Regions from separate parts of the Homo sapiens genome. Here region 1 is linked to region 2. The links are chromatin loops, found by intact Hi-C in ENCODE. Cell type or tissue: heart left ventricle. All regions are shown on one strand. Links, peaks and the distances in the headings refer to the core of each region. The heading gives the core; the rest is flanking DNA.

What was found. Peaks named below come from ENCODE experiments on the same cell type or tissue, not always from the same donor. Only the 100,000 strongest peaks of a DNase experiment are listed, where the experiment ranks them.
Region 1: a loop joins it to region 2, with 2.4 times the contacts of the local background. A loop is called at or near these places in 17 of 110 quality-filtered maps.

What each region holds. Positions count from the first base shown.
Region 1 is chr14:33,932,513-33,943,567 of GRCh38, reverse strand. All of the region lies in intron 1 of EGLN3 (egl-9 family hypoxia inducible factor 3), which reads left to right. Among named protein-coding and RNA genes, the nearest start is that of EGLN3, 13 kb to the left of the region's middle. RefSeq lists enhancers at 4,933-5,002, 4,633-5,604. In heart left ventricle, for the core only: no CTCF peak of the experiment used is centred there; a DNase peak (open chromatin) is centred at 5,087; H3K4me3 peaks cover 977 bases; H3K27ac peaks cover 4,821 bases.
Region 2 is chr14:34,055,892-34,066,946 of GRCh38, reverse strand. It overlaps EGLN3-AS1 (EGLN3 antisense RNA 1), which reads right to left. Exons shown (of 3, transcript NR_184209.1): 3 at 4,585-7,815. All of the region lies in intron 5 of LOC102724945 (a long non-coding RNA gene), which reads left to right. Among named protein-coding and RNA genes, the nearest start is that of EGLN3-AS1, 21 kb to the right of the region's middle. RefSeq lists a silencer at 6,371-6,730 and an enhancer at 6,629-7,130. In heart left ventricle, for the core only: a CTCF peak has its summit at 6,565 (motif pointing left); DNase peaks (open chromatin) are centred at 2,918 and 6,596; H3K4me3 peaks cover 1,392 bases; H3K27ac peaks cover 4,272 bases.

The DNA.
Region 1 (11,055 bases), core at 1,416-9,415, 120 kb after region 2:
AAGACCAAGAAGTAGCTTGCAGGTTAACATTATGGAGAAGGTTATTAACTTTTTGTTAATTATTACGGCAACAGACTCCACAATTCCTTGGTAGCAGCACTTTGTAGTTGTTAAGTGATATTGCTCTAAGAAACGGGTGTCGCTTTTCTCTAGTGTTTGTCAAATGCACATGTTCTGACAGTAATGATAGTTCAGATCTATTTTGCTGGGCATCTGCCAGGGGTGCCCAGTGGGTAGCTGAATCCAGAGGCACTGGAATTGTAAATACAACAGACAAATCATTTGATGGTGCCAGACTAAGGAGTTCAGCTTTGGCAGATTGCCAGGAGCCGTTGATTGGGCTCAGATTCAGTGCTATGTGTCTGTTTGCCAAGCAAGATTAGTTGTCTTGGTTAATTATACATAGAATTTGTACCCCCTTTCTCTCGATTATTTCCATCTTAAACCGGTATGACATTTACTTTAATTTTGCATCTTGTTTTGATATTGATTTGTGGGTGAGTTTCTGTCCCTGTTTTTGGTGAGTCTGTAGTGACTACGTTTTCCTGCCCCGGTCCTAACACAATCCCAGCCTTACAGACCCTGGGTTTGCTGGTGTATAATGCAGGCTTTCACATCTTGTATTGGATTCATTTGGTACCTTGTTACTTAGTGTTCTCCGTGTTCAGTACAGTGTCAATACCTCCTTATTAAATCAAGCTAATTTTTGATTCTTTAGAAGGTACAATGATTCTCAAGTTCTGGAGTACATGTGCCTATCTTATATTAAACATTAGTTTTTCTTTACAAAATGAGGCCAAAATACTTATTGTTGCCATACAAAAATAATTCCAGAATACAAAGAATCAAATAATATGATAGTAACCTCAATTCTTTGTCAGTGGGAAGAAAACAAAATGAAAAACTCAATTCCAGGTGTCAATAACATCTATTTTTTATTCTAATGTGAGACCCTGAAGTTCCATCTTTTTGAAGTTGTCAGGATAATTTCATTTGAGCATTGCTTGGAAGCTGTAAGGATATACTGTTTGGGACCCTTTTATTTATTTTTATAGAGATGGGGTTCTGCCATGTTGCCCAGGCCTCCCAAAGTACTGAAACTACAGGTGTGAGCCACCAGGCCAGGCCAACAAAACCCCTTTTAAACACAAAATATTGAAGATTCAGGCAAGAACATGCAGTATTGCTAGAGAAGGGCCTATTGTGCTTTCTTTGTTTAGTTTTACTTTTTAGGTTCACTATAGAACCTCAAGTTGTCTTTTTTTTTTTTTTAACTAAACTTTCTTTCCTTTCTTAGTAGAAAAATCCTTGAGGGGCCCTTTCTTAGTAGAAAAATCCTTGAGGGGGGAAGTTTTTTAAAGTAACTTACTGTAACCATAAATCACTTGCCGTTGGTTCTTGTTCTTCCTGTAATCCATTTTATGTACTTTTGCTAGAGTGTAGTAGTCCCAATTCCAATTCTAATCATGTAGTCTCTGTGCTTAAAACAAAATAATCCAAAAATCCAACCATGCTCCTTCTTCATTATCTACTATACAACACTGTAAAGACTGTAAACTTAGCCAGCTTTGACAGCCCTCTACATCTGACCACATCTGACCTTTCTACACTTAATTTCCCACCACTGCCTTCCTTTCCTCCCAGTCCCTGAAATGCTAGAAACTAATTTGCCAGGCATAATGAGCTTCCCCATTGTCTTCCACTCATCAAAAATCCATCTCTACCGCCTTCTAGTGCCTGTTCCCTGAAGTCTTCCCTTCTGCTCCCCAGAACTCTGTCGTGGCTCAATCCAGGCTGCCCAGTACATGGATTTATTGGGCTGTTTATGCTGTCCACCGTGTGCTTAGAAATTCCTTGAATGCAGAGACTGTTAAGCTTTGTATATACTTTTAGTGCCTAGAACAGTCCCTTATACTTCATAGGTGCTTGTTGGCTTAATTTCATCTTCAAAAGGAACTTTGATTTTGATGGATATTTGAATGTTAAAAAAAAAGCTAGAATTTTTTTTGGGGGGGATAGAGGGGAATGACGGGGGAAGATGGGTGGCTGCAGCTTAGTCTCTAATTCGATGCCTAAGTATTTAAATATTTTATTAGAGTGACATGTTATGTGAGACCATCTCAATGGAGGACCTTAGCTTTGTAAGTTTTTTTTTTTTCTCAGTTTCGAAATCCTAGGTTTCACCCTAGAAATACCCGAGTCACACCTGGATCCTGGCAGCTCATACCTACAGGTCTGGCTCAGAGACGCCAGGGCCACGAGGCTTAGGGCCCCAGGTTCTGGTCCTAGCTCAGCCCCTGGCAAGTTTCATGGTCCTCCATTTCCACTTCTTTATGGATGAGTTAGATACTTGTTTTCATTTTTGAACTTAAATTTGGTCAGCACCTACCACTTGACACTAGGATGGACACTTCAGATTTTATTTCATCTTCCTATGATCTTGGGCAAGTCAGTTCTCTGAGCCCACTTTCATCATCTATAACATAGGCACAATAATACTGTATGTCTACTTCTAGGATTATAAGGAATTAACATTGAGATGACATTTCCATTTGAGAAGGAAAATAGTTGCTTTCAGTGCCTTTTATTTGATTCCTGGAGAGAGCAGACTCGCACCGACATTCAACCCCAGCGCTGATATGACAGTAATCCTCAGAGGCAGAGCCCAGCACAAAACAGCAATGCTAGAAAGTTACAATTGGAAAGTTTCCTGCCAGCTTCGGGAATGACACTGCAAAGCTGATGCCAGAAACTGCCAGAGTAATTCTCCTCATTACTGCTCTACCCACCCACTTTCAGCTCCCCAAATTAACTAGTGCAGTTGACTAATTCCTCTTTACCTTTATCATTTAGGGTGAGGCATTGCACAAAAACTCTCGACTTTGCCATATAAGGGCTGTGGTTCTCTGTGGTCCCTGGATAAGAGGCATCACCATTATCTGGAAACATGCAGTAAATGCAGATTCTTCATCTTCTCCCCAGACCTCCTGAGTTAGAAATTCACAAGTTCTCCAGGTGATCTCATACATGCTAAAGTTTGAGAACCATTGAGTAAAGTTAATGCATTAAGAAGAGATTAGATAGGGATGGTGGCGTATCTTCCTACAGTTTCCCTGTTAACAAGAAAGTCAGAGGTCAGTTGATCAGACATTAGATTATTTATTGCTAAAACTAAAAAAAAAAACAAAAAACGATTTTTAGTTCACATTTATAGCCTATTATTTGTACCAGCATATTTAATTTTCCAGAACTAGAATTGAAGCAAATTTTGGAACCAGTTCCCTCCTGTTATGGTGAATGGAGGTGAATGTCTGGCCTTTGGCAAGACAACTGCATTTGAGGCCTATGTGGACCCTGCAGGGGCTACAGAGATTTTATGGTGGGCTTGAGGTTGACCTGCACTGGGAATAACCAAAGCAAAGACAAGATGACTTGGACAAGTAGGGTCAATTTTCTTGGCCTCTTGCCTTTGTTAAAATTCCCCCTTTGGATCTTTGAGTTTACAGACTGAATACCAAGCACACTCTTTTAAAAAAATTCTTGCAATTGTTTGTATTTTGTGATTTTTCTATCACTCTGGAAGGGTGATAGGCAAGGATGAGGTAGGTGGAGTCAAATATTTCAAGTAGAACCAAAGATCTTAGTTCCCTCAAAAATGAGGTGGGGGTGAATTTGCTAATGTCAGACATTAGATAAACTGAGTTGGTAAAGCACGTCTTAAGACCTCACACTCTTCAGCCAGACCAACTGGGTTCAAAAAGGCAAGTTACCTAAGCTCTCTGTGCCTCCATTTCCTCATCGGTAAAATGGAGATAATGTTCCTACTTCATGCGGTTGTTAGGGAGTGTGAAGGAGGTCCGATTTGTGAAGCACACAGAACAGTGTTGGGCACATAGTAAATGCTTTACAAATGTTTGTTTAGTAAATAAATATAGCCACTGAATTTCATGAGTTCTAATCTACGCTAACTTGCTGTGTGTCATTTCTTTCATTCAGCAGATCTGTTTTTCCAAGTGCTGAAATGCATATGTAGGTTTCTCCTGTTTTAAGATTGTTTCGGCCGGGCGCGGTGGCTCACGCCTGCAATCCCAGCACTTTGGGCGGCCGAGGCGGGTGGATCACGAGGTCAGGAGATAGAGACCATCCTGGCTAACAAAGTGAAACCCAGTCTCTACTAAAAACACAAAAAATTAGCCGGGCGTGGTGGCGGGCGCCTGTAGTCCCAGCTACTCGGGAGGCTGAGGCAGGAGAATGGCCTGAACCCGGGAGGCAGAGCTTGCAGTGAGCCGAGATCGCGCCAGTGCACTCCAGCCTGGGTGACAGAGCGAGACTCCGTCTCAAAAAAGAAAAAAAAAAAAAGATGATTGTTTCAAGGCATTTTTCATGACATTTTGATTGGTAACTTCGTTTTTTCATATATTATCCATTATTAAAGTCTTGTCTTACCAATTATTTTGAGTTATGGATTCTTTAAGTACTTTAGGATTAAGTTCAGATGAAAATTTCAAATATTCCATTCTCTGATGAGCCTGCAGTCACAAGTATTCCTTGTCTCTGTTATGCTCAAAGCCTTTAGAGAGCCATAGGTGATGTTTTATTATTCTGATAAGGCTGTTTTCTCATATCAAAGGAAGTCGAATATTATGTTTCTCTATAGAAATACCTGTGATAACTTCTAGGTCCATAGGGTAACTTCTAGGGTTAATGACTTCTACCAAGGACTTGGAGCGGTGTGACTCAGGGCACACACTGCTGCTCACCTTCCCAGTAACCAGGAAATTAAACAAGATATGTGCAAAATGCCACCGGGCTACATGAATTCTCAGGAAACAGCAGCTGTTAATATTTGGGGAAAGGCATCAGAAAGGAAATGGTTAAATGCGTCTTGATGTCCTTATCCCTGGGCTGGACTGACCTTTGCTGATTTTATAATTGTGAGGAAGCCCGGTTGAAAACATTTCTCTGGTGACTGGGGTAGAGATGGGGGAGGGGGATGGTTCCCAGTGTCCGTTCCCAGCTCAGGCTGCCTGGCGGTGTGCTCGGGTGTGGGCTGGCTGCCACCCTCACGCAGCGCACGTAGCCCTGTCACTCAGCCATCACCCTGCTGGCTTAGAGCCAGTCCTCCACGGGAAGGGCGGCCTGCCCAAACCCAAACACCCTGTATTAATATGGCGATGTTGCCGGGCCTGTTTACTGTGCCTAATTGCATGGGCTCTGGCTGAATCCCCTCCAAGGAGAAGAATTAACCACAATGCAGAAAGGAATGACAATAGTCTCTTAAATTCCTGGCCTCTGAGCCTTTCAGTGGCTTCTTGGGGGAGGGCGATTCACTCAGAAGGTCGTGCATGAAATGCGGGATCTCCTGGAATAGAATCTTGATCCCGCACAGTTCAACTTTAGAGGCCTTTGAACCCCCTAGAATTTCGTGCAGACTTCTGTGTGTGCGTGCATATTTCTTACATCCTTTTAATGTAAGAATCTCAAAGGGCTATTGTGCCTGGTAGAACTATCATCACTGACCCAGGAGAACTAGATGGATGCTTCCACGCTCTGGGTAGTTAATGATCCTGAAGCTAGGACCAAGTTCATCTGAGGACAGGTTTTAAAGTGAGAATGGTAAATTCTCTGCTATTCAGGCACGGTGCTCTCACCTGGCCAGGAGGGTGTGGGCAGACCCACTTCACTAGAGCAACCGAGAGTCGGTTATTACTTCTTATTTTTTATTTTCAGAAGTTCTGAAGTTTCTACAATATTAGAAAATTCAGGTGTAGGTATGTGATGACCGTTGTTCTACCTTGGGAGAGAGGTCATGTGTAGCAGTGTTCTGGGTAAGTAGGTTCTGCGAGAGGAATTATTTTTAGTGTGGATTTAGGACAAATGAGGAGGGCAGAAGTAGTCTGCATTGTGGAAGTAGAGTAGTAAAAAACATTTTCATGAATAATTTGGGGTTTATTGAAAGGATTACCTACCTGACAGGTATTTGTCTGGTATTCTGAATCTTCCAAATGGTCTGGTGAGATGCTGAAGCTTTGGAAAGGTGAACACGGTGGCTGGACACAGCTTGTGTTATGGCCCACCAAAAGTGTATTTTCTCTTTCCCCCTCATTTTATTACATCAGTCTGTAACTAGAGGCACTAGAAGTCAGGAAATAGAATAGCTAGGCTTGCTCTTAACCAACAACAAAGATGACCAGCAAGATGCCAAGGTAACTGATGACAGTTTACACAAAATTTCTTACTTTTCTAAGAGCTCACGTTTGCTTACAACTATTTTCTTCATGCCCGTCTAGGTGAAGTTTGAATGTCTAAAAATTCTAAAGCACTTTTAATACTTACAAGTTAGCACTGCTTCATCATCACATTGAGACCTTTTTTGTTCAATTCTGTATAAAGGATAAGACCAGCTGGCAGCAAATGTGAACTTTTGCAGTGACATTTTCTTAAAACTTGGAGAAAGCTTTGCATAGTTGCCATCGTCTTGTAAAGAGGCCCTGTGAACATTGTTCTGTAGGAATTTAATTTACTTGACAACAGTAGATCCCACAAAATGTCCTTGAAGATCACATATCCCTGAACAAGGGAGATGATAGAAGGTTGAAGTAGTAATTCCAGTTTGCTTTTCATGTCCTCCGGATTTAAGTTGCAAATGATTTTTTGAGTTCTTTTCTCTCACTCCTTGTCAGAGCCAAGTGGAAAATAATGGAATTGGACATTTTGGCTTAATTTGTCTTTAGATTTTTTTTTTTTTAAATAAAACTTGTAAAGGGCATGTCTCTTTCAGGTTTTGTTTTTTTTTTTCTCCAGCCTTTCCTCCAGTATGCCTGCATATAGCAGTTTGAATACCTAAACGTTTTTTTGGTTTTTCTTTCTTTTTAAATAGGAGAATTTCAGATCTAGAGCTGCTGCTAGCACATATAGTGCCTTTGTTCCAGCTACTAATCCCCTTTCCCCTCCCTCAGATGAATTACCAAATGGGGCCCCTACATCAGCAGGGTGCCTTGATGAAGGCAGGACCTAAAGTATGTGATCATGGGGATGCCCTGCTCACTGGCCACAGTCAAGGCGTGTGTTAAAATATGTGCTGAACATAAACCACCTAGAAAAATAGCCCTGGAAGTGTAGCCTTCAGCTCCTCTACCCACAGCTGACTAAAAACATTGGCAAGTTTGTCACCTAGGCTGTTGTCACCCGAATATAAATGAGACCCATTTCTGGCCAGAAAACTTCAGCTATCACAGTCTACATTGTGATGAGTTGCTTGGCTGTTTTTCCAAGCAAAAGAAGGTGCATGGTCTCATGTATTTCCTCCCAACTCTTATTTATTTATTTATATTTTTTGAGACAGCATCTCGCTCTGTCGCCCAGGCTGGAGTGCAGTGGTGCGATCTCGGCTCACTGCAACCTCCACTTCCCAGGTTCAAGCAATTCTCCTCCTCAGCCTCCTGAGTAGCTGGGATTACAGGCGTGCGCCACCATGCCCAACTAATTTTTGTATTTTTAGTAGAGACAGGGTTTCACCATGTTGGTTAGGCTGGTCTTGAACTCCTGACATTGTGATCCACCCACCTCGGCCTCCCAAAGTGCTGGGATTACAGGCGTGAGCCACCGCGCCCAGCCCCCAACTCTTTACACATCTAGTTGTCTGTGTTGTTGTGCCTGTGTCGTTGTGCCTTATGGTGGAGAAGGGAAGGATCCTGGGCCTCTGTTGCTCTGTACTGGGTGGACATGGGGGAAGGACTTGATGGAGCGAGGTGTCAGGATGCAATTGGAATGTGGATGGCATTCAGGATGAGGCATTGTCTTTGGATAGGATGTGTTTGAGTCTGGTGGAGAGAGATGGGGAAGGTGCCCACTCAGCAGCTGTCTCAAAGTAGCTTTACTTCTTGGAAGTCCTCACACAGTGATCTCAAAATATAGCCTGATATATGTGTGTGTATATATATATATGTGTGTGTGTGTGTGTGTGTGTGTGTGTGTGTGTATTTATTTATAGCCCTGATTAAAAAATTGGGATCAACAATATTCAGGAGAGTTTACATAAAGATCTGATTGCCTGCTACTCTCATAAAATCTGAAGATTTGCTCTCATTGAAAATAACAGCAAGTCCCCTCAGTGTAGGTGGCATAACACACACCAGAGTTCTGACTCATGTATACCGGATTGGCTTCAATCATTTGTTACTCGCAAACATCGAAAGCTATTTTAGTTTGCCAGTCCTGGGTTCAAAACTACAAAACACTTAAGTAGAATTGGGTCTCTGAAGAAGAGACGTTCTACAGCTTCAGTTGAGGGGAAGACAAACATAACACATCATCTTTAAAAATAGCTAACATTTATTAAGCACTTAGTGTGTGCCAGGCCGTGCATTAAGCATTTTACATGGATTATCTCCCTGAGTCTGCATAAACCCATTTTACAGATGAAGAAACCAAGGTGTAAATGAGCTAAATGCAGATTATCCCGTACTTAGGTTGCATTTTATTCAAAGTACGCTTTGCTCAAGACCATGCTTAATTCAAAATGAATCCTTACAAAGGTTGGCTGGTATTTCTACTTAGCAGCTGGAGGGGATCTAGCATTTGTCGGTAGATCAGAATACTAGTTTAAAGCTCCTTCAACCAGATAGTTTTGAAATCACGCTTTTCTCAACAAATCTTAAACAATGGATTTTCATTTATTGGAAATTTTGCAAATAAAATGAGATCTAATTAGTACTTTAATTTGGTGAGTTAAATTTTGTATAAAATGCCACTTTATTATAACTTGTTCAAGATCGAGTCATACTAGTGAATCTGTCTCAAATCATGAGCAATGTAAAATACATTTCTATGAAAATACATGTTGCAACTGTTAGCAGAGAAGTGGTAACGGCAGGGTGGGTGTATCCCCTTCTCACCTGTGGGTCTGAAAAATGATCATCATTGCCTAGTGGATGGTGGAGGTCACTGATGCCAAGTTTTTGAAATGGTTTTTACATGCAGTCAAGCTGCGGTTGATGGCATTCAAGAGCATTCTGTTTAGGCATTGGAATGGAAATCCTGGACTTTTATTTTTCAACTTTACCTTTGGACTTGATGAGATAGGTTTTTTTTTTTTTTTTATGAAGTCAGCTCACTGGTAACTCTTAACAGAACCACTGTTTCCTTTTCCACCTGTGGCATTTGGGGACCACTTTTTTATACTGGGTTTTGACTGTTACGGTTCTATATATCTGTGTATATCTTCAAAGGATACATATACGTTTGTTGTCTGGACATGGCTGCATACGTGTCTAGAGCACATATTCTGGTCTAGAGCCAGCCTGGGCCGGCCTGATTCACCTCTCCACTCATTTCCTATTGCTACAGAGCTAAGGAGAGGCCTCTGGGAATGGGGATGGTGGGAGGTGGGGTGGGTACACTATATAATGTCAGTGGACAGAGCGGTAAATGTGTAAGGGGACATGTGGATTTATCAGTATATCCAAGAATAGAACTATAGGACTATACTGTATGTGCTGCTGTAGATGACACTACTGTGTTAAACTTGCGTAAACTTCAAATATTAATCTAGTCAGGAAGTTTTAGAAAATAAAAAGCCTGTACTAAAGTAGGCATCCTCTTGATATGTGTCAGTTTATTGCTTGGCATGTTTGTTATATGATCATTAAATTACTCTGGCCCGTTCTTTTAACAATAAAGCATTGAAGACTTCTCTTCTGTTAAACACTAAATCCCTTCCCCGGCTTGATGAGGTTTAGATAGCAACTCAGTTGGACTGATCTGTTTCCGGAGTTTGTTACTGCCCCGTGCACAAATTGGCACAGAAGTGAATGGCTAGTTATTGAAGTCAGGCTTGCTTCTCGGTGCATCCTTAGCCTCATGGTTTTAGACCCTGTCAAAGACGAGCAAATAGTTGGGAATGTGCCCAAGCAAAGACCCATCTCCTATGGCACTCATCCAGAAAACACACTGATAAAATTGGCCAAATGTAGCCTCAACTGGCCCACTGATGCTCGAAATGATTTCCTTCCATTGTTTCCAACTTGATGCATGTGGTTTCTGGAACCAGGAGAGAGGGTGAATGTTCACTCTGGCCAGAAAAATTATCTCTTTGCCTCCCTCTTAAGCAGTCGGATACTTTGCTGACATGTAGGGGTTTTGTCCTAATAGTAAGTCCTCTGGAATTGGCTTTGTCTCTGTGTGTTTTATAGATGCGGCATTTGGTAGAGGATTTACTTTTGTGAGTTTGTATCCATCTTTTTTTTTTTTTTCAATATTTTAATCTGAGCTGAGTTCTGAGGCAGAGAAACACTCCTTAATGACCTGAAGAACTATGTTGCTTTTTCAAGGGTTGATGCTTAGATCAAGTCTTAGATCTTCTTGGGCCTTTGACAGCTGCGTAACCCAATCCCCTCTTTATAGGAAAGAGACAGCCTGGGATCACAGTTAGTTGCAGAGTGAACTATGGCAGGCATCCAGACCACTGACCTTTTCCTTAGAGAAGAGCTGTTTAAGCATATAAGATTATAGCATTGATGTCATACTTTTTCTTTTCAGACACACTCAGTGGGGGGAGCCTGAGATAATAGGGAATCCAGCCTGTAATTGTTTGTGGCTTAAGCGACTTTCATTATTGGCTCTGTGGTGGCTCTTATAATCCTAATAGCTGCTTCCAGGGGTGGGTAATTCTTTAGTCATTATAGGTGACTTTATTTGTCTCTTCTTCTCTTGCTAGGCCCATCAATTCTGTTTGCTACCAATCACCCTTCCTCAAGCCATGCTTTGCTTAGTGGTACCATCATTTGTTAAATCTTCATTGCTGACGTCGCCTCACAGTTTCACCTTCTGAAAGATGTTCAAGCTAACAGCCTAACTTGAGCTCTAAGGATGACATCACATTGACATTTTGATGTTCAAAGGCAGGATATGGGGATTGTTTGCTGCATGAGGATATGAAGTTTGAGAGAGATGGTGATTTAAGCTTTAAAATTGTTGTAAAGTCCAGTTACTATTCAGCCTTATTATTGATCTGGCATGCAAGGTGTGTTTTGCCTAGTTCCGTGTTTTCATGCT
Region 2 (11,055 bases), core at 2,031-10,030:
TGTGTTGTTGATTTATTTTTACTTCTGTGAAACACAAGCAAGACAAGGGAGAAAATGTAATCGGCCCTCCTGTTTTATTGGAAAAGCCATTAGTTATTTGGATTCTGGATACCCTTGCTGGTGGCTGGGAGAAAGGAGTGGGTAGAGATAATGGTGTTTTGATTTTTCAGTCAGGAGAGAAGTACCACCCTAAGGACACTCCTCGTTATCCCCATCCTCACCCTCATCCACAACCAGCTCCTTGCCCTGTGCACACACAGTTTTAAAAAATAAACGTAATTTCTAAGCACAGTTTTAGATGTATAGATAAATTGCAAAGATAGTACAGAGTTCCCATACACCTTGCACCCAGTTTCTCCTAGTATTAGTGTCTGACATTAGTATGGTACAGTTGCCACACTTAATAAACCAAATAATGATGTAAGTAACTAAAGTCCACACTTTATTCAGGTTTTCTTGGTGTTTATCTGATGTCCTTTTTTCTGTTCCAAGATCCACCCAGGATACCACATTAAATTTAGTCATTACGTCTCCTTAGGCTCCTTTTGGCTGTGAGTTTTTGAAACTTTTCTTATTTTTGATGATCTTGACTGTTTTGAGGAGTAATGGTGGGATCTTTTGTAGAATATTCCTCAACTTGGATCTGTCCAGTGTTTTCCTCATTAGATTTGGGTTATGGTTTTAGACAGGCAGACCACAAATGGTAGCTGCTATTTTCATCACATCATATCAAGAGTACATACTATTCACATGAATTATCACTGTTGACGTTGACCTTGATCTGGAGCCCAGGCTAGGGTAGCCATGGAAGGAGGATGAATTTGTGAAATGTTACACAGGGATTTCAGAACTTGACATTTACTTAGATTTGGGGAGAAGGGTTGGAGTAAAAGGAAAAGGAGAGAGAAGAGTGAAAACTATTGCTGAGGTTTCAAAGGTAGGTGACCGGGCACCTGGCTAGTATAGGACAAATCCAGCTGAGTGTCAGTGATCTGTCCCAGTAGAGAAATCTAGCCTGCGGTTGACCTTCTCCTTTTGGAGCTGGGGAAAGTTCAGGACAAGGAGGTTCCATGGCTGAGGTTGTCACTGCCCTAGAACATGAGGGTAGAGAAGTGTGATTGGCACATATTCCCTGCTGGATGCATCAGCCAGTAAGGCCACCTGAAAGAGTTCCTCCCAGAATAATTTGCACAGTCACCTGGAGGTGATGGCAGGGACATCATCACCTTAGATGTCTAAGACCTCCGGCTCTGAGTTTGGGGGTATGGTGGGAGGACTCAGGGCGCATTCCTCAGTATTCTCCCAGCTACTTAGTTATTTGGAAAAGCAGTAGATGCTGCCTGAAGTCAATTAGAACTGTAGCTGAAATTTTCCCAGACGAAGGCAACTGGACACCTGTGGAGGCCAAAGCAATTCCTCGGATGCTAATCCACCATGTTGGCTTCTGAATAACCCCAGTTCTGGGAAACCTTCTGAGATTTCCAGCTTATCTCTTGTACCTTGTTTAAGAACACCCACTTGTCATAAATCCTGCCCTTAGGGCAAATTTCTAGGCATGTCCTCTGCAGCACTTGTGCCCCTCCCCTACTGTATGTAATCCCTGGCTCTGGGGGATGGTGCTGGGATCCACCATGGCTGGAGACGTGGCTTCTGTTCATAAGTCCTTATTAAGGCTGGGTGCGGTGGCTCACACCTGTAATCCCAGCCCTTTGGGAGGCCAAAGTGGGTGGATCACCTGAGGTCAGCCTGACCAACATGGTGAAACCCTATCTGTACTAAAAATACAAAAATTAGTTAGGCATGGTGGCGCAGGCCTGTAATCCCAGCTACTCGGGAGGCTGAGGCAGGAGAATTGCTTGAACCCAGGAGGCAGAGGTTGCAGTGAGCCAAGATGGTGTCATTGCACTCCAGCCTGGGCAATAGAGTGAGACTCTGTCTCAAAAGAAAAAAAAAGTCCTTATTAAATATTTTTTCCTAAGAAACTGGATTTGTCAGCCTGTTTCTTTAGCCTCTCAGCTTCCTCCGACTTTGGGGTAGGTTTGCATAGACTTGCCCACCTCGAAACGACACCGACTTTATAAGATGCATTATAGAAAGAATTGAAGGACATATATTAAAATGTAAACAGTGTGTAACTTTGATTGGTGGATTTAGGGGCTGTATCAGTTTTCTAGGGCTGGTTAATAAATTACCACAAACTGGGTAACTTGGAATTACAGAAATTTATCTCACAATTCTGCAGGCTAGAAGTCTGAAATCAAGGTGTTGGCAGGGTCATATTCCCTCTGAAGCCTCCAGGGGAGGATCCTTCCTTGCTTCTTCCTAGCTTTTGGTGGTTTGCGGCAATCCCTGGTGCTCCTTGGTTTGTAGCTGCAGTATTCCATTCTTTGCCTCTGTCATCACCTGGCATTCTGCCTGTGTGCCTGTGTCCAAATTTTCCTCTTCTCGTAAGAACGCCAGTAATACTGGATTCAGGGTTCATGTTAATTTGATACATCTGCAATAATCCTATTTCCATTCACAGGTTACTTTCACAGGTTCTGGATGGACATAAATCATGGGGGAGCACTATTCAACGCTGTACAGGAGTGATGATACTTCCTTCTTCGTATATTTCTATTTCATCCAAGTTTCTTTTTGCAACCTATATGTATTATTTCTATACCAGCAAAAACGCACATGAAAAATGCAATCTCCACCACCAGTAAAATTTGTTCTCCTTTGAAAAATACAACAAACTGCATTTGTTGAAGGGGTTAGTGCTGTCCTGGAACATGCAGGTAAGGTTACTCGTGCCAGTCATGGTGACTTTGCTGGGAGCCTCCCTATACTCCCAGCCAAACCGTGTTGAAAGGACAGGGAGGAGTGTTGGGTTGCAGGTGCCTGGGGAAGTGTCTGGACATCTCTGCTCAGGCCAGGGCCAGGGATGTGGGAGTGTTCTGTCCTGCTCTGCGGTAGGCTCCTGGCTTCCTTGATATGGGGCTCACCCGGAGAGATTGCATAGACCCTCTGTGGCAGCACCCCTTCCAGAACCAATACAGGAGGCAACTCAGAAGAGCATGGCTGTGATAACTGAAGCCACATGCAGCCTGGCAGGATAAACACTGCCTGGGAATCAGATGCTATTTTCCTGGCCTCTCTCAGGTACTGGGGCCCAGTGGGGAGGTGATTTCTCTCACGACAGACACACCCCAGGCTGTCCTCTATTAGTCACAGCACATGCTTAACTCTGTTTGGTTATGTTCCCCTGACGTTCTGCACGTCCCACCATCCAGCAGTGTGTGTTTACCCCTCCCCACAGCTAGTTGGACTAAACAACATCTCTCGTGCAACACGTTCTAAAGGAGCAGCTGGGAATCAGGTTTAAATCTTGGATTTTCAGCATAACTGAGTTAAAAATCCCTGAGACATCTTTTGTCTATGGGTGCCAGGGAGAGAAAGCAAACAAGAGAGAAAGAAGGAATTCTTAGTGTGTTTGACTTAAAAGCTCGGACGGCTTCTTTCAGAAGGCACTGGTGTGTCAGGCTAATTTTTTAAATGTAAGAGAATCCTGTTTGGGGCTTTCAGTGGGTAGATTTAGCTATTAAGAAACAAAAACACCACTGGTTTTTTTTAAGTGGGGCAGGGTGGGCTTCTCCAAACAACAGTTCCTAGTCAAACTCTTGTAGAATGTCAATTTCAAGCTCAGTCCCACCTCACTGAGAGACACAGGCTTTCATTCTTTTCCTACACAGCGATTTAACCCTTTACTAGGGTAAAGGATAGTTATAGGATAAGAAAAAAAAAATCTCCTTTTTAAAACAGGATCCATCTGTTATCAAAAGATCCCACTTCCTGATGGACACCTAACCACCATTTACTGGGGGATCCCTGGGGAGGCCACTGTACTAAGTGCTTTGCATATATTATCTATTCCGTTCCCCCAGCACCACTGTTATCCCCATTTCACAGAAGAGGAAACAGAGTCAGAGAAACTGAGTGATTTGCCCTAAATTGTAGTCATTGGCTACTCGAGCCTAGGTCTGAGCAACTACAAAGCCTGGAATCTTGACCAATTCATTGAGCTGCTCCAAAAGAGGACAACACCTGTGAAAGGGTCCTGCACAGAGGCAGAGAATAGTAGACATTCATAGATATAAGGTGGATATGGTTTCCATTTCCACCTTTACCATTTACTTGCTGCGTTGAATTCAATGACTCAGTTAATTTTCAGAATTGTAGGTGACCCACTTGTAGAGCATGGATGGTTCCCTGTCCTCAAGGGTTCTACTATCATCTGGTGTTTCCCCCTCAGGCACCAACCAGAACGCCATATTTTAGGGAGGGTAAGGATTGAAAGAAGAACCTGCAAAGCATGGTCGCCAGCAGCATCATGCTCAGGACAGCCCTGGTCTGGAAACCCTGGCCAGCCATGGCATTCCAGAGGCACCCAGCCCGCCCCAGGGTGGGGTTAGAGCAGAGGGGTCTTGGGGAGCTTGCTCCATTCTCTGTTGTGACCGAAGATTGTGGGTGTACAAGCGTAGCCTCACCCGAGACATGCTCTCCAGGCCCATCCCTTTTACACCTTTAGCATAGCACTTGACCTGCAAGGTTGTAATTATTTTTAATTTGAATATTCAGAAAAGTACAAATGAAAAAATAATGATTACTCATATTCCAGCAACCCACAGTTAGCCAGTGTTGACATATTTGCTTCTAGTTTTATTTTATATCTATTCCTTAAAATAAAAAACTGCATGATATATAAGCACATTGTTCTTTGAAACAATTATTACAATATGAGAATAAGCTAAATTCCTATGACTACCATTTCAAATCTGAATTCCTCCCCTTCCATTCAAAGACAGCTTTAAGTTTGGTGTGTATTTTTCCAGCATATATATATATATATATATATATATATATATATATATATATATATGGGATTTTTTGTGTGTATGTACATTTTCTTTCTATAAATGGCATCATGCTGCATGTATCATTTTGCAACTTGCTGTTTTTCATTCAATATACTTTTGAGATTTTGATACACATAGATGCAGCTGATCCCTTTTAATAGCTCTAATAGTACTCCACTGTATGAACATACCACATTTATAGATAAGTGCATTTGAATTTTCCATTTTTTCCTATTATGAACTATGCTAAAATAGACATCACTCATACTCAGGACCACCACACTGCACAGTTCCAGAAAGCTCCATTCACTTCTACGAACGTGTCTTCTGGAGTTGTACAGCATACAGCCTGCTCTGCTGTGCTTGGCAGCCCCTGCCTGTATCTCCTCCATTTATTCTATTAACAAGATTTATTCGGTGCCTACTGAATTCCAGTGCTCTGCTTGTATTAATGTATTTAGACCTCTGAAATGTCCTAAAAAGTAAGTCGTTTTCACCATTTTTATTTTCCAAAACAAGAAGGTGAGGACAGATGGGGGTACTCACTTGGCTAAGATCACACGGTCTGTAAATTGCAGAGCCAGCATCAGAACCTGCACAGCCTGGTTCCCAAGTCTGGGTGCTGAACCGTCATACTAAGTCTTCCTCATGTTTCACTGTCTACTTAGTTAATATCTCCCACTCATCTGTAACCCTGAGAGCAGGGACCACGGGGAGCCACTTATTTTGCGTCACTGGTGCCCAAATAGTGCCTGATCTCCATGACAGGCTCAATAACGTTCTGTCAGTCACTTTACTCATGACTGCAAGCTCCTTTCCTAATCAACGTTTCCTCTCCCCCTTCCCCATGTATCTCTTTCCCTTCATAAGCACCCACCTCGTCTCCCTCTCCACGACATTCCAACCCCTGAGCAAGGCTTTGAAAAAGTGACATAGGCACATCACAGATGTGCCGTTGGCTCTAATTTGTGAAAGAACATTTTACCGAGGGGCAAAGGAGGACTTGGAATTTTTTCCTGCCCCCAGGAGGCCCAGACTTGCAACCCTGTAGGTCTAGAACTTAAGCGGAGGTCCTGCTATGTTCACACATTTAGTAGAGAATGACTTCTAATTCCGTCATTCAGCTGTCAGGCACGTAGGCCGCTTCCTTTTATAAAGCTGGTTGTCGTAACTAAACAGGTGCAGATTTGAGGAAATGCAGACCGACTGGAATGATAAGTCCCACTGCATGTGAGATTAGGTGGATAGAGGACTCGAGTCCCACCCGCCCTTTACTGTCTTTAGTCTCCCCAGTCCGCCCTGGGCACCACCCGCCGAGGCTGGGCTCTCGCAGCTACCTCTCCATCTATCTTCATGACAGCTGCGGGGGCCGGGGGCAACTTAGTCGGGACAAACGTGAGCGAGCGAGTGTGTGGTTCAAAGAAAGGAAACGCAAGGGACAAGGAGAAGGTCGAGCTCCGGCTGAGGAAGAATCACGGGCCGGGCTCGGTCTTGCCCGTCACCCTCGCGCCCCTACTTCCGGGCGGGCAGGCACCGATGGGGACTCCGCCCAGGGAAGGCGAGCCCCACGCCCACGTGGCTTTCGAGGGGGACAACCTGGGGCGTGGGGACACTGCAGGGCACAGGGCACCCGCGAGTGGAACCACCTAGGCGCCCCCTCCCGGGGCCGGTACGTGCGGGCTGCTGGCGCTGCGCGCGGGAGCCCTCCCTCGGCCCGGGGCTGCGCTGGAACGCGCTGACTCACGCTAGCGCTACGTGAGCTGCGAGCCTGCCGGGCGGGGCTGGCTGTCCAGCCCCGGCCGCCGCCCGCCGCAGTTACCGACTACCTTCGGGGCGGCCGCGGGCGCAGGCACAGTGCGTGTGGCTCGGTGTCCGCCGCGGCGCGCCCTGGCGAGACTTCACCCCGCGCCCCGCCGCGCGCTCGCCAAGGCTGCCCGCCGGGCATTTTTGATCATTTCGATTGTCCCTCCGGCTCGAAAGCTGCAGCAGAGCTGGGATCTTGCATCCGAAGCGAGGGCACCAGCCGGTATCTGCTAGGCAGGAGCGGCCAGAGTCGCGTTAGGGCGGCCTTGGGCAGGGCGCTTCGGTTTGGCCTCTCTTTGGCTCCGGGGGAGCCTGCGGAGGCCCAGGGCCGGTCTCTGGCTCTGCACTTGATGGCCTCCTATCTAGGGGAAGGGCCAGTTAGTATCCCACCCGCTCCCTCGCCATTGTAGCTCAGTTCATCCCCAAAGACCCCGTGGAGTGGCAAGGGCAGGCATCATCCAATCCATTTGGCAGAGGACATCAAAGCTGAGGTTTAGATATTCATCTGTTGACAATGATGAGGATGTTTCATCGTAACTTTTCTATCTAGAACCTAGCTCTCAGTTTATCAGTTCTAGTGCTAACGTGGCCTGTTTTAGCGGTGTCTCCCATTCTGTGTTCTCTGGAAAGACAAGTTAAAGGGGAGAGTTTGTATTAACAGGTGTCACGTCTTCTCACTCTCGCCATATCCCTGTACCTTCTGGTAGATGTAAACGGACACAACTGTGCTTATAAAACCAATAACTCGCCAGTCTTCCTCAGGTCCATTCAAGACCATTTGAGTGGGTCCTTGGGTGCCATGGACAGAAATCTTGTGGGGACATGGATGAGGGGGGCCTCCAGCCCCTGAGGACTGTCAAGACCAGGGCCTTGGGGAAGGGCAGCCGAGCTTCACATTGTCCCCACTTAGCCACTTGTCAGGGTTGCTGTGAGGCTCCAGATGAAAATACATGGAGTTTCCTTAACTACCGTGGCCCACAGAAATGACACATGAGATTCTTTTCCTTGGTCGTAGGATACTGGGGGCGGGGTCAGTGAGAGGCACTGTCCATCTCAGAAAAATCTGTATCACTCTTGTTTGCTCATCTTGAGGAAGCCATGGAGAGCACAGTTTCTATGGAGTCAGCAGAAACAAAAATGAGATTAATTCACACGTAAATTCTGCCTTTAGATACAGAGACCTAGGTTATAGGATCTTGACTGTATACACAGTTAAGCCATTTGTAGAGTTTTCCCTATTTGGGGGTAGTTTTTGTTCTGATTTTTTTTTTCAGAGGGGATGTTTGCCAAATTCTTTCTAGATTATAAAATTAATACAAACTCTCATAAAAGTGAATACACTAAAATATAAAGAAGAAAAAAAAAATCCCGTAATACAACATTCATACACCAATAAAATGTTAGCATTTGAGGTATATTTCTTTCGAAGTATTTCATTTTGTTTTATTTTATTTTATTTTTGAGACAGGGTCTTGCTTTGTTGCCCAGGCTGGAATGCAGTGGTGTGATTACAGCTCACTGTAGCCTTGACCTCCTGGGCTCAAGTCATCCTCTCACCTCAGCCTCCAGAGTAGCTGGGACTACAGGTGCATATCATCATGCTCAGCTAACTTTTGTATTTTTTGTAGAGACAGGGTGTCTCCATGTTAGCCAGACCTGTAGCTGGGACTACAGGTGCATATCACCATGCCCAGCTCATTTTTGTATTTTTTGTAGAGACAGGGTTTCACCACGTTAGCCAGCCAGTCTCAAACTCCTGGACTCCAGCAATCTGCCTGCCTTGGCCTCCCAAAGAGCTGGGATTACAGATGTGAGCCACCATGATCAGCAACCAAGTATTTTAAAAGTTTATTTTATATAATGTCTAATATAATTGAGGCCACATTCTATGTCTTGAAAATATTATTTGCCTTGCTTAATATTATATCGTACACATTTCCCATGTCATTAAACCTTTTATAGTCAATTTATGAATGTATTATGTATTTTTTAAGCAATTCCCTTACTGTTGGAAATTTAGGTTGTCTCTGTTTTTTGGCTTAAGCAATACTCCAATGAATATATTTGTGTATAAATATTTGACCAGCTTATTATCTCCTTAACATAAGCTTCCTAAAGTGAAATTTTTAGGTTTAATAATATAAACATTTTCATGACAAGATCACATTACTTGGTGGCAATTTCCATGAAGACAGGAACTATCTCTGCCTGCTTTACTGCTGTATTACCAGTGTCCAGCATGGAGATGGTTCTTAGTGTGCATGTTTTGTTTGTTTGTTTGTTTGTTTTTTGAGACGGAGTCTCACCCTGTTGCCCAGGCTGGAGTGCAGTGGCGAGATCTCAGCTCACTTCAACCTCCGCTTCCTGCGTTCAAGAGATTTTCCTGCCTCAGCCTCCCGAGTAGCTGGGATTACAGGCTCGTACAACCATGCCTGGCCAATGTTTTTTGTATTTTTAGTAGAGATGGGATTTCACCATGTTGGCCAGGCTGGTCACAAACTCCTGATCTGAAGTGATCTGCCCGCCTGGGCCTCCCAAAGTGCTGGGATTACAGGTGTGAACCACCGTGCCCAGCCTTAATGTGCATTGTTGAATGAGTGAAGAAAACAAGGAAGAAATTTCCCTTCTTGCTTAGGAATATCAAAACTAAAGACTGTGTTTTATCCCAGCTGGTTCTAACCTGCTAAAGCTGACCATTAACTTTAAGGAACCCCCCCGGGCCCCACCCACACACAGGACCTGATTGAAAACTCTTTCCTGACCACAGACAGTGACACTTGTTTAAATGACTGACTGTCTAGAATGCTAGTTGTCAATGCTTAACTAGAATAATCATCAGGCACTTCTCTCCAGCACTTAAAAAGCAACCCCTGACATTTCCCTAACAGGGATACATTGCAAATTTCTGTTTTGGTTTGTGTTCCCTTGCCTGGTAAATTAGTAGACTCAGCTGTGATGAAACAACAACAACGACAACAAACCTCTAGGCTTATTCTTTGACAAATGAATATTGCCAAAATGAAATACATAAAAGTTGTAGCAATCTACAGTTCTACCATCAGTTTATATCTCACTGCTTTTTTGGTGCAATGTGTCTTGACCTTTGTTATTTAATGGATTAAAATGTGGGATAATTTTTTGCCTATTAAATTAGGTAGACTGACCTTTTCTTTTTTGAGACAGAGTTCTACTCTCGTTGCCCAGGCTGGAGTGCGATGGTACAATCTCGGCTCACCACAATCTCTGCCCCCTGGGTTCAAGTGATTCTCCTGCCTCAGCCTCCCAAATAGCTGGGATTACAGGCACACACCACCACACTCAGCTAATTTTGTATTTTCAGTAGAGATGGGGTTTCTCCATGTTGGTCAGGCTGGTCTCAAACTCGCGACCTCAGGTGATCCGCCCACCTCGGCCTCCCAAAGTGCTGAGATTACAGGAGTGAGCCACTGCGCCCAGCTGACTGAACTTTTAAATACAAATGTGATGATTTACATTTTTTCTTATCTATTGAGATCTTAGCGATTTTCTTATTAGTCTGTATGACCCTTTTATACACTAAGAATATTGCAGAGTAAATTCTTCATAATACTTTTAAAGTGAATCCCTGCCAGGAAGATCTTCCTGCAACACATAATTTTGATGTATTAAATTTTTGAAGCAATTGTGCATTTAAATTACTGCTGGAGGTGTTCTAAGATGGAAGGGGTAGTTTCTAGCTACTGGAAATATCTAAGTAGAGACTGTTTGATCCCTTGGGAGGGATTGAAACATATGATGACAGGTTGGACCAGTGCTCTTTCGGTTCCCTTACAACCTTGAGATTTTGTGATTCCATAACCTGTCCAAAAATAAAAGGCAATAAGGTTTTTTTTGCGGGGGGGGGGGGTGGGGTGGGGTGGTAATTTTCTTTCTATTAATACTCTGTAAGATTGACAGGCTCCTACAGAAGTCTAACAACTAAGAGAACCAAAGAATGATTTTCTGAAGCTACTGCCTTTATTCACACTTTTAAAAAGCCCAGGGTGGTTGAAGAGTGTGAATGTGCTTGGCCTTGCAGCTGTGTCCTGGCCCTTTAGAATTTGTTATCAAAACAAAACATGCATTTCCACTGGAAGTTTTTAGAACATTGATTTTGCAAACTTTTTCTAATTTCACTTTTGGTTTCTTCTGTGTAGTAAAATCTGTAAACTTATATTTTGCATATTTATTCTTTGTCAATTATCTGTTGTGTAGATTATTACGTATTTACATACACACAGCAATGCATACTTGTACACGAAAACCATGTATACACTATTTTATGGATAATTTAAGGGATTTTTTTTCAAGTGACTGCTTTCAGTTATGTGCTAAC